2 separate regions of the Homo sapiens genome follow, and region 2 is linked to region 1. A link is a contact called in ENCODE Hi-C or POLR2A ChIA-PET data. All regions are on one chromosome and are shown on one strand. Each heading gives the region's core, a stretch centred on a gene start or an enhancer-like site at or near the end of the contact. The rest is flanking DNA. Distances are from core to core; before and after follow the strand shown.

What was found. Hi-C counts contacts between places; a loop is a spot of excess contacts on that map. ChIA-PET counts read pairs that join two places held with the same protein, here RNA polymerase II (POLR2A). Pooled maps may share reads with other maps.
Region 2: a map of ascending aorta shows a loop between it and region 1 (2.3-fold over the local background). The contact joins the enhancer-like site here to the promoter of ISLR2 in region 1. A Hi-C loop is called at or near these places in 12 of 168 maps with a recorded cell type or tissue (PC-9, aorta, ascending aorta and 5 more) and 14 of 50 pooled maps. POLR2A ChIA-PET finds 5 or more read pairs at or near these places in 3 of 52 experiments (AG04449, PC-9 and Panc1).

Annotation. Positions count from the first base shown.
Region 1 is chr15:74,129,149-74,134,587 of GRCh38, reverse strand. ISLR2 (immunoglobulin superfamily containing leucine rich repeat 2) reads right to left here and starts at 4,002. Exons shown (of 3, transcript NM_020851.3): 1 at 3,967-4,002; 2 at 3,272-3,381; 3 at 1-1,841. The coding sequence starts at 1,833. It overlaps LOC283731 (a long non-coding RNA gene), which reads left to right and starts at 5,310. Exons shown (of 3, transcript NR_152622.1): 1 at 5,310-5,439. RefSeq lists a silencer at 3,186-3,385 and enhancers at 2,878-3,786, 3,787-4,696.
Region 2 is chr15:74,249,417-74,255,068 of GRCh38, reverse strand. All of the region lies in intron 2 of CCDC33 (coiled-coil domain containing 33), which reads right to left. Among named protein-coding and RNA genes, the nearest start is that of CCDC33, 16 kb to the right of the region's middle. Within about 2 kb of position 3,793, at least 12 of the 41 ENCODE cell types and tissues checked have a DNase peak (open chromatin) inside an H3K27ac peak, as active enhancers do; they include ascending aorta and breast epithelium, where a contact is called at or near this core.

The sequences.
Region 1 (5,439 bases), core at 2,753-5,252:
GGCGCCCAGAAGGGGCACTGTGGCCAGCACCAGGAGGAATACGCTCACTGCCACTATGACCAGCAGCGATGGGAGCTCCTTCTTGGTGGAAAACACCACTTGCACGTGGCAGGCTTCGCCCGCCAGCGCCAGGCACACGGAGTAGTTGGTACCCGGCCGCAGGCCGCGGAACCAGTAGGCGTTGACGCCTTCCTCTACGCGGGACCACTGCACTGCCGCGCCGCCCCCCGCTGGACACAGATAGAGTAGGCGCAGGGGTCGCCGCCCGGGTCGCGGGGCTCCGCCAGCCCCGCCGGGCCCAGGGCCCCAGCGCGCAGCCAGCGGAGTCAGCTGCACCCGCGCCTCGCGCTCCGCCACATCCAGCGCGATGACGCCCAGCTCGAAGACGTGCGGCTTGAGCTCTGCGCTCTGGTTGAACGCGTGGTTAGAAACGTACCGAGAGGGGTCCCCGTTGCCACAGCGCTGCTCCTCCGCCGGGTCCGCGAGGATCTGGTCTTCGGCCTCCTCTCCCTCACTTGTGTCCTCCTCCGGCTCCGTCTCGGTCTCCCCGAGAATGCTGACCTTGGCCAGGCCTTGGCCTTTGATTTTGCCCTCGGGTTTGGAAGGCAGGACGCTGTTGCCCCGGCCCTTGGCTGTGGACTTGCGCTCAGAGGTCGGGGCCTGTCCGTCGGGTTCTCCCCCGGCGCCAGGCGCGTGTTTTGGGGGCCCGGTTGCTGCCACCGCCACGCGTATTGACGTAGAGTTGGCGCCCAGCTCATTGTGTGCACGGCAAGTGTAGACGCCCGCCTCCTTGGCACTCAGGAGGGGCACCAACAGGGAGCCATTTGCGAGGGCCAGGAAGCGCGGTGTGGCTGGGGGCGCCGGCCAAGCGGGTGCTGGAGTCGGCGTTTGGGCTTGGGTCTGCGTCAGCAAATCCCCATCTCCTTCTCCCTCTCCTTCCTCCGCCCCAACCCCGTCGTCCTCCCCGCTCAGAACCGGTGGCTCTAAGACTACGGTGCCACCGGGGATCTGAAGTTGCCATTGCAGGCGAGGCGTAGGGTGGCCGTCGGCGATGCAGTGTAACACGAACGCCAGTCCTGCGCGCAGTGGGGTGCCGGGTGCTTCAAGCGGTGGCTCGGCACTCAGATGCACGCTGGGCGGTGCACAGGGCAGGGCGGGCAGGCGGTACACCGGCACCCCCTGCAGCGCGGGAGGCGAGGCACAAGCAATGGAGTCGGGCTCGGGTAAGGACACCCGGGTGCTCGCGGCCCAGGCCTGCAGCCACACAAGGCCGCAGCCGCAGTGGAAGGGATTGTGATAGAGTTGCAAGTGTGACAGCGCGCTAAGCGCGTCGAAGGTGCCAGGCGCCAGCGTACGCAGCCGGTTGTTGTTGATGCGCAGGGAACGCAGGTCGGGTAGCGCACCGAGTGCGTCCCGGGGCAGAGAGCCCAGGCGGTTGTGGTTCATTTTGAGCAGCTGCAGCGCGCTCAGGTTGCGCAGGTCGCTCCACGGAAAGCTGGATATGAAGTTGTGGCTCAGATCGAGGTTCTTGAGCTGACTCAGCACGGCCAGTGCGCCTGGCTCCACGGTGCGCACCTCATTGTGCGCCAGCCACAGCGACGTGACCTGTGTGACGTCGGCGAAGGCCCCGCGCCGCAGCACAGTGATCTTGTTCGCGGACAGACTAAGCGTCGTCACGTTGGCAGGCAGTCCTTCCGGCACCTCACGCAACTCTTTGTAAGCGCAGTCCGCGAACTGGTGAGCGTACTTGTCCACGCAGGCGCACGGCTCCGGGCATGATCCGGCCACTCCTAGAAGCGCCCAGACCAACCACAGGGCCCGAAGGGGGAACATCGCGGCTCCTGCAGATGGAAGCCAGGTGAAGAAGAAAGAAGGTGACTCACTGAACCCCAGCTTACCTCCCCTATCAAGCTGTGCCTCCGCAAGCCCGTTTAGCACTAGTTCCAGGGCTCCGGTAACCTCCTCTATGGCCAGGAGCCTCTCTGAAGTGAAGGTCAATAAAAATCTCGAGGTTCAACGGATGCTCCCTCCCAGGGCCCTAATTTCCTTTTCCAGCGGCCCGGTATATCGCCCTTTTTTCTCTTCCTACTCCTTCCTTCACGCTGGAGCTGGCCCCTCCGTGGGCTCCGCAGCTCGCCCATCTCCAGCGGGCTCCTCACGTACCCCTCTCTGTGTTTCTAAGCCTTCGTTTAACCTGGTGAAATGGATCCTACCCAAGAAGGACATTTTTGTCCGTGACTGGCTGTCCTCCCTGGAACCTTTGTCCCACGCACAGCACTCGCACACACGCCCATGCAGGCACACAACAATACAAACAGACGCGGGGCTTCATAATCAAACCGCCAACTTCTGCAGGGGTTTAGAGGACCTGATGCTCAATTAGGAGGCTCACAACACATTTCCTAAACTCACAAACACATATGCACCCAGACATGGACACAATAGACCCTGCAGACCTCATTGTTCTCTTAACCAGCATTTGTACGTGTTTTCCACCACGGTACAAAGCGCTTTCCTGTCCATTGTGACAATTGACAGACACAAGGACACAAGTCCTCACACGAACCGACCCACCCACAAGAACACAGGCATGTGCCTGTGTGTGCATACAGCCCTCCACTGTGACCGAAACCCAGCAGAGAAGCAATAGGAGGACCTGCACTGCACGACTTGAGATGTGGGATCTGGGGAAGCCCATCCCCATGCCCTACTGCATCTAAGGCCAAAGTCACCTGCCCGGGGCTGCAGCTCCTGTGAGGGGAGAAGAAGGGCTGCTCTGCCAACCTTCCTTACGGGGAAGGAGGTTCTCCCCCATGTTTGGACCAGGTGTGTTGGGAAAGCGGTCACTAGAGCTTCCTCTCAGGTCCCTCAGGCGGCTCCCATTGGGCAGAGGCGTCCTCAGCCAACAGGTCATGGGGCTGCCACTAGCTAATGAAGCTGGAGAAGATGAAAGATTCTGCGCCTTTCTCCACAGCTCTGCGGTGCCTAAGGACCCCCTCCCCATAACACCTTAAGCCCGGTCACACAAACGAACTTGCACAGACTCCCTGCCCCCATTTGGAGCGCCTGTCAGGTTTGGCAGAGCCCCTCCCACAACTTGTCTTTGGGAACCTGCTCCTTCACTCTGCCTTTGCTCTTCTGGGAGGGTCCCTTCCCTCCCTTCCCGGTTCCTGCCAGACAGCACCCCCACCAGCCCCGCACCCCATCAGGTGCCCTAGGCTGGACCTAACCCCACCTGGGTCAAGGTTGTGGGGTGGCCCCCATTGCTTACCCAATATTCGCCGACTCTCAGTAAATGTCCTGGGGCTGAAACCCCTTCTCCAGACCCGGCGTGGCAGAGCAGGGAAGATAGCCCAAGCAAGATACACGCATGTGTTGTGGCTGTGGGGAAAACGGGGGGCGGGGGGCAAAGAAAGGGACAGGTAAGTTTGGGGACTTGGTGGCCCCAAAGTACCACTTCAATTTTTCCTTTTGCGTCCGTTTCCCCCACCTCTCTGGCTGCAGGTTGGAGAAAGTCCTTGCGCACTCCCGGGCCTGGCGGGGACGCGCATAGCCTCTCCCGCCTCCTGCTTGGTCTACTTTTGTTAAAGCCACGGAGACCCTCCCCAAGGCCAAGACACGTCGGTCATAAGGGGCATCCCACGCCCACTGTCCTGGCTGGGCTCTTCGCAGCCTACTGCACCCCCATAACCCACGTACCCCCACATTTACACAGCCGCTGGCATTGTTACTGTCCCTGATCACACCACCTCCCCCACCCCACGTTCAAACACATTCGCGCACACAGTCCCTCACACCCTCCCCATAGCCGACCTTCACAGTTTACAATCATCCATGGTCAGGTAATAATCGCATCAATGTGTTCAGCCCCTGCTACATTCACACGCATTTTCACGGGCACACCTGCACCCGGGACACTTACCGTTCTCCTCTCGCACACGCATACACACATTCACGCGAACTCACCCTCACGCGCCTGTCCCGCCAGCGCCCGCGAGCTTCGCTGCTAATTGAATGCAAGCCGCTTTTACGCCCTGCAACACGTGAGACAAACCATCTTTGAGGAATTTGGGGGAAGGAAAGGCGCGCGGCTGAAGTGGGGGGGGAAGGCGTGTCTTTGCCTTTAAACTCTTTTTGCAAATGCAGGCGGTGGCACCGACAGACTTCGAGCGGGACCCGCTGAGCTGCGCGCAGCCGAGCTCGCGCGGACCCTTCCCTCCCGCACCCCCCGCTGCTAGCCGCCTCCTCCCCGAAGCCACGTTCAACATGATGCATAATTGATAGTGTTAGCAGAGCGCCGCACCCTCCCTACCATTTTTGCCTGGATCTGGGCTGATATAAGCCCTAGTCTCCCCCGCCCCGCCGCCCCAACCCCCCCGCCCCGCCTGCTAGTCTAACCCGACACCAGAACGCACAGCCCTGCAGGGCGTGCTGGGAAGGGACACCCCCCTCCCCAGCCCACCGCAGCCCTGCCCAGCCTCTTAAGCCGGAACTCTTTACTTCTGGTCTTTTGTGGCTAAACCAGCGCTTGAAGCCCACTGCCCGACGCGTTGGCCTGCGCGCACCGCGGGACAGGTGGAGCAGGGGGAAGCTCTCTCGAGCGCACCCAAGCACCTCACTCCAGGTCTTGCCTGCTCCAGGAGAACGGGGCACGGAAGCTGCAGCAGACAGTAGCACAGACAAGGATGGTGGCAAAACGTCCGCTACTCTTGAGCACGGTGGGCTGGGGACTTCAGGCCCGAGCATTTCTCCCATATCTGCCCCCCATATCTTCACAGCCTCTCAAGCAGACACACGGTCAACCCCACACGCACTATCCCCCAAGCCGCGGTGGCCCCTCACCGCCCCGCCGTCTCACACCCTCACACAACAGCCGGCTTCGGCAGACTCGCTGTTCCCGACTGTCGCTCCCTAGCTCTGATGAAACCCCGACATTTCTTTCAGCGACGAGGAGGCGGAGGCGCGGCGATGTCGAGGCATTTGGCTAAAACCCGGTTTCCGCCCCCCTGCGCTGCCCACGTTAGCCCTGGAGACAGCTACCGGCCATAACCAGGAAAGGGGTTCAGGCTCCGGGAGACACGCAGAATCCCCACCCATTCTGTAGCCACTGAGCTCTCTGGGAGCACCAAGCCCCACAGCCATCACCCCGGGCCATGGGGGTCTCTCGATGGCGAGGGTTTGGGGCTTCCGTGGAGATCAATACCCCGATTTGAGTGTTGAGCATCTTAATGAGCTAGGGGAGGGGGTGGGGAAGAGAGACAGGCTAAGAGCGCAGCGTCTAAAGAGACCACCCGGCCCGGGGTTCCGAGGCTGCTTTGTAAATTAAATATGAACAGACTGGTGCGCTCACACTCCAAGCGTCCCTCCCTCTCCCCTACTCCTGCCGTCGCTACGGGCGGCCCAGCGGGCTGAGACCATCGCATCTTGCTCAGCCCCAGT
Region 2 (5,652 bases), core at 2,544-5,043, 120 kb before region 1:
GGATCTCTTAAAAAGTATAGAGGCCAGGCGTGGTGGCTCACACCTGTAATTCCAGCATTTTGGGAGGCCGAGGCAGGTGGATCACCTGCAATCAGGAGTTCGAGACCAGCTTGGCCAACATGGCAAAACACCGTCTCTACTAAAAATACAATAATTAGCCGGGTGTGTTGGCACACGCCTGTAATCCCAGCTACTCAGGAGGCTGAGGCAGGAGAATTGCTTGAACCCCAGAGGTGGAGGTTGCAGTGAGCCGAGATCACATCATTGCACACCAGCCTGGGTGACAAGAGTGAAACTCCGTCTCAAAAAAAAAAAAAAAAAAAAGAAGGAGGGTAGAGATGCAGAGGAGAGGCCAAGGACTGAGCCAGGAGCATTGACATTCGCAGGGTACTGGGACAAAGAGTATCCCACAGTGGAGTGGCCAGAGACAGGGTAGAAAATCAGGAGAGGGAGTTGTCCTGGAGGCGAGGAAAGAAGGGGCTTCAAGAAAGGAGAATGCCTACTTATACATGTGTGGAGGATGCACAGCCATTGGGAGGTCACTCCCCTGGCAGAGGGGGACCAGTCAGCAAAGCTGGAGGCACCGGTGGTGTCCGAGTTGGGTTGAGGGTTCAGGAGAGGAACAATGAGGGGCCCAGAGATCCTCACTGACCAGAGGTGTTTGGCCTGAAAGTAAAACTTGGCTGATTTTACACAAACATTTGGATTTCTGGTTTCTCTTTAAAAATTGAGAGAGGCGTCCGGGCGCAGTGGCTCACGCCTGTAATCCCAGCACTTTGGGAGGCTGAGGCGGGCAGATCATGAAGTCAGGAGTTCGAGACCAGCCTGACAAACATGGTGAAACCCCATCTCTACTAAAAATACAAAAATTAGCTGGGAGTGGTGGCGCGCGCCTGTAATCCCAGCTACTCAAGAGGTTGAGGCAGGAGAGTCTCTTGAACCTGGGAGGCAGAGGTTGCAGTGAGCTGAGATCACACCACTGCACTCCAGCCCAGGCAACAGAGTGAGACTCCATCTCAAAAAATAAAAAAATAAAATAAATAAAATTGAGAGAGGCTGGCCAGGGTGGCTCACACCTGTAATGTCAGCACTTTGTGAGGCCAAGGTGGGAGGATCACTTGAGGCCGGGAGTTTGAACCAGCCTGGGCAACACAGTGAAACCCCATCTCTACACATTAAAAAAACCTAATAATTAAACATAAACAAAAATGAAGAGGGTTGACAACCCATGCCCTCATTCTTCCATGTAGAGATCAGTAGGACGGGCAGGGGCTACTCCTCTGAATGAGCCAGGTGCTCTCTGGTTTGCCACAGTTGCTTCCTCTCTCTATTGCATCACATGCCAGGAACTACAGGATTTGCATAAGTAGATTGGCCCTGAAGACATTGACTTTGAATTCTGGCTCCCGGCTCCACTGCTGCTGACTGTGTGGCACATCCCCTAAGCATCTCTGAGCTCAGCTTCTCCCTGATAATGGTGTTCAGTATCTCACAGGTTTCTGGATGGATAGGGGGAGCCTCAGAGAAGGAGGGGGGGAACGAGGAGATCAACGGGATTCCAGGGCAGCTCCTTCTGCTGGAAACTTAAGTGTGTGCATGGAAGGATGACAGAATCAGGGAATACACAGGGGTAGGAGGAGCCTAATCGGTGCCCAGAGCCCCAGCCCCTGCTCAATGGCCTCCCTCACTCCACTACAAGCTAGACCCTGTGGCATGTGACCCTGGGACCCACGGGGGCCAGGCTAGGGAGAGGGAAGCTACATAAAGTCTGGAGGGATCACCAAGCCTCCTGGCTGCTCATGATGACCAGGGAGGGAGGAGGAGGCTGTCAGCCGCTCTGCCCATGCTCAGGAGTAAGCAGAGGAGACAGCCCATGCAGGATGCAATGAGGACACCAGGAAGGCCCCCTCTGGCCTGCCTCATGGCCCCAAATCTCCCCCATGAATGCCCTCTGAGGCTGTTATGCAGGATTCCAGAAGAAGCCTGTGGGGGAGAACTCATGCTTCTTGAGTCTGAATGGGGGTTTCAGGCATGAGAACACCTTAGGGGCCCCAGGTGGCAGAGATGGGAGAACATCTGGAAAGAATCCTTATGGCTTCGGTCTGGCTGGGGATGGTTCTCAGGCCAACCATCCTTCAACCACTGACACCAGCTGTGTTTATAACCCTGGGACAAAGGGAAGTTCTCACTGAACAAAAATTCTGAGGTTCTGAGTCTCCAGGAACTGATGTCATGGGGGGCAGGTGTGGGTGGAAAATCAAACCATGGTGTGGGGGCCCTGCAGGGTAGATGAAGACCCTGGTTCCCAGGCCTCACCCCAGGCCTGCTCCCCACCCTTGTCTTTTTTCCCATGGGGATCCTGCTGGAAGAGAAGGAGCCTTGGCTTCTGTAGGAGCCAGCGGCCAGATGGGAATAGTCATCTTCATCTGCTCCACTCCCACTGGCCAGCCATGTGACCTCAGACACATCCACATTCTCCCCTGGGCCTTGGCCTCCTCCACTATCACATGGGAATAACGCAGCCTGCTTCCAGGACTGCACCGTTAGAACCAGAGGGTGTAAATAGCCGAGCTCGCAGTGAGCTTCGAGTGGAACATCATCAGCAAGTGAGGGCTGCCTTATTCCTGGGACTATCCCATGATCACTGTCACTGTGTTATTGTTATTTTTGCTGAGCCCAACCCTCTGGCTGCTGAGACAAGCCCATGGGTCACCTGTGAGTCATTGTGAGCCTCCACCCACTCTGCCCAGATCCCTGCCTTCAGGGGTCCTTGACTGAAGGCCCCCAGCCAGACAGGGAGGAAGGAGAACTCCAGATCCCAGGATGGGTCTCCACACTAGTCACTGCATCTTCTCTGGAAGTCTGGGTTAGCATCCTGTCTCAACAACCCCCCTTCCAAAAGGGGTAACCACGGCATGAAATATCAAGGCAAAGAATGAGGTGGAGGGAGCTTTTAGATTTTGAAATCCTGGATCCTGCATCCTCCTTTGGGTACTAACTAGTTCTGTGACCTTGGGCAAGTCATGGAAATGCTTTGAGCCTCAGGAACCTCATCTGTAAAATGAGGTTTAATGATAATATTATACCTCAATTATAGGACTGGGTGGCGATTAAACTGTATGAAACACACAATACACTCCTAGCTTATTTCTCAGGGGTATGGTGAGTATTTGATAACTGTAACCTTCTTTATCCCCCCTCTTGCCAGGATTTCAAACAATTGTCCTACTTTTAACATCTTCTTCAATTAGTCACCAGAGTCAGAGCTCATCCTGTGACCAAGGCCAGCCTCAGTCTGTGACCAGGGTCAGGGCTGAGCTCAGTCTACAATCAAGGTCAAGCTCAGTGTAGGGCCAGGGTCAGGGCTCTCAGGCTTATCTAAGAAAACCAAGGATCCTCTGAGTATGACTCTAGCTGGCCCTGATCTGTGCCACCTCCCCTGTGCCATCCCAAGCCTGCCCCACATGCACAGAGGAAGCAGCGCCTTCCCCTTCGAGTCCTGGCTCTGTCCCCACTCATTAGCTCTGGGCAGCAGGCAGCCGAAGAAGCAGCTGCCAATGCTGGCAGCCCTGACATGCAGCCTTTGGCCAAGGGTCAGAACCCCACAGGCCATCTCCTGGCTAGCCCCTTTTCCATATCTCATCCTGTCCACTGGGGCACCCCGTGCCTGTCAGTGCCACTGTCTTCCTGGTCCCTGCTGTGCTCTGACTGGCAGGTCTCTCTGTGTCAGGCTGGGTGACAGGTGCTGGGTACTGTTCAAGCCCCAGGGCACTGAGCCAGGCCTAGACCAGTCATGGGACACCCTGGGCCTGGAGACTGGCCCAGTAGACCTGGGCACAGAATCTGTCTCGGGTGGCAGAGCTGGGGTTCTTGTTTTCTCTAAAGAACTGAGAGTGTTTCCCAGGCCAGAACACAAGCCAGCCAGGCAGGCCTGCAGCAGCATGCAGGCCAAAGCTTACATCCTGGCCATGGGAAGACTGAGGCTCAGAGAAGGCAAGGACTGGCCTGAGTTCATACAGGGAGTCAGGGGCAGTGGGCCAGATGCTAGGTCTTCCTGTACCCAGCCTGGCTTCTTTCCACTGTCCTGTGGCTTTCTTATGATAGGTCTCAGTGCCCACTGTGAGCCTGCTCAGGACTCCCCCTTCCCCCTGTAGAGCTTTAGACCCGCAGCATCTCACACTGTCTAGCACCACCATCTCTATAGCCCTTTGAGACAGGTTCCCAGGTGAGGTTTTCAGGCATTGAAAGACAAAGTAACTTTCCCACAGTCATACAGCAAGCTAGAAACAGGGCCAGATTCATTCGACGATTATTTAGTGACAGCTTCCTATGTTCCAGATACTGTGTTTCATGATAGGAATAAAATGGTGAGCAAAGCAGACCTGGTGGTTGTCCACGGAACTAGTGGGGCACAGTGGAGGCGGGATGGGGAGGCACTGGCAAAGAGTACGCACATAATCACATAAAGTGCATAAGCACATATCCTGGTACAGAGTCGCATGAAAACATGTAATGAGGGAGGATTTGGCCTCATCTGGGAGATCAGTGAGGACAGCTGAGATGGGAAAAGGGGAAGGGAGAATGTTTCTGGGAATGTTTCTCAGAATGTTTCTGAGAATGCCTAGGGTGGGAGGGAACAGGGTTTGCTCAGAGAACGGAGAGATGTCCAGTGTGGCTGGAGCAAAGAGAGGGAGGTGGAGGTCCTGTTGCTGGGGAGCTGGAGGGGCCGGCAAAGACCCAACCGTGCTGAGCCTGGAATCCTCTTTACTTTGGGAACAATGGGAAGCCACTGAGTTCCTTTGGTACTATGGCACCACAGTACCCAATGGTAACCTGCCTTTGAAGGGATCTTCAGGGAGCAAGAGTAGAGGAACCAAGAGCAGTTGGAGAAATAGTGCGGTGGCCTAAGTCGGTGGTGGAGCTGGTGGAGAGAAGCAGCTCAATCCGAGAGACCGGGAGACATGGACATGACTTGGTGATGGATTGGATGAGGGAAGAATGTGATTCCTGACACCAGGATGGGGTGGGATCACATGGAAAAAGAGTACAGGCTAGAGAAAGAAGAGCCACATAGGGCAGAAACCTGAGACAGGCTAACATTTAAGGTCAGGTAGACGAGATCAAGAGATGTGGCCATAGGGGAAGGTGGGAGAGTGGGGTAACTTGGAGGGGGAGAAAGGGCTTCAAAGAGACTGAGTTGTCTGGAGGGGCTGCTGCCTCTGTGTAATAAACAAATTCACCCGTCCAAACCCAAAGAATGGACTCAGAGACCCAGGGAACAGCGAAATTGAGACTTTTAACACGGGTCTTGCAAGATTGGGTGTCTGATAGGCAGGCACACCCAGCACAGTTTCAATAAGCAATTTACCCCTAGTGCACGGGTCTCTCCCCCGGTTCCTCATAGGGTGAATACTGCGGGGTCACAGTTTTCCCAGATGTCACCTATTGATTGTTAGCTTTAAGTTTGTTTGTTTGTTTGTTTTTGGGTTGTCTTATTGCATTTTTTGCAGCCCACAATGCACTGCAATCCTAGTTAGCTCAGGGGCTATTCAAGTTGTTTTTATTTTTTTATTATTTTTTTTAGACGGAGCCTCGCTCTGTCACCCAGGCTGGAGTGCAGTTGCTTGATCTCAGCTCACTGCAAGCTCCACC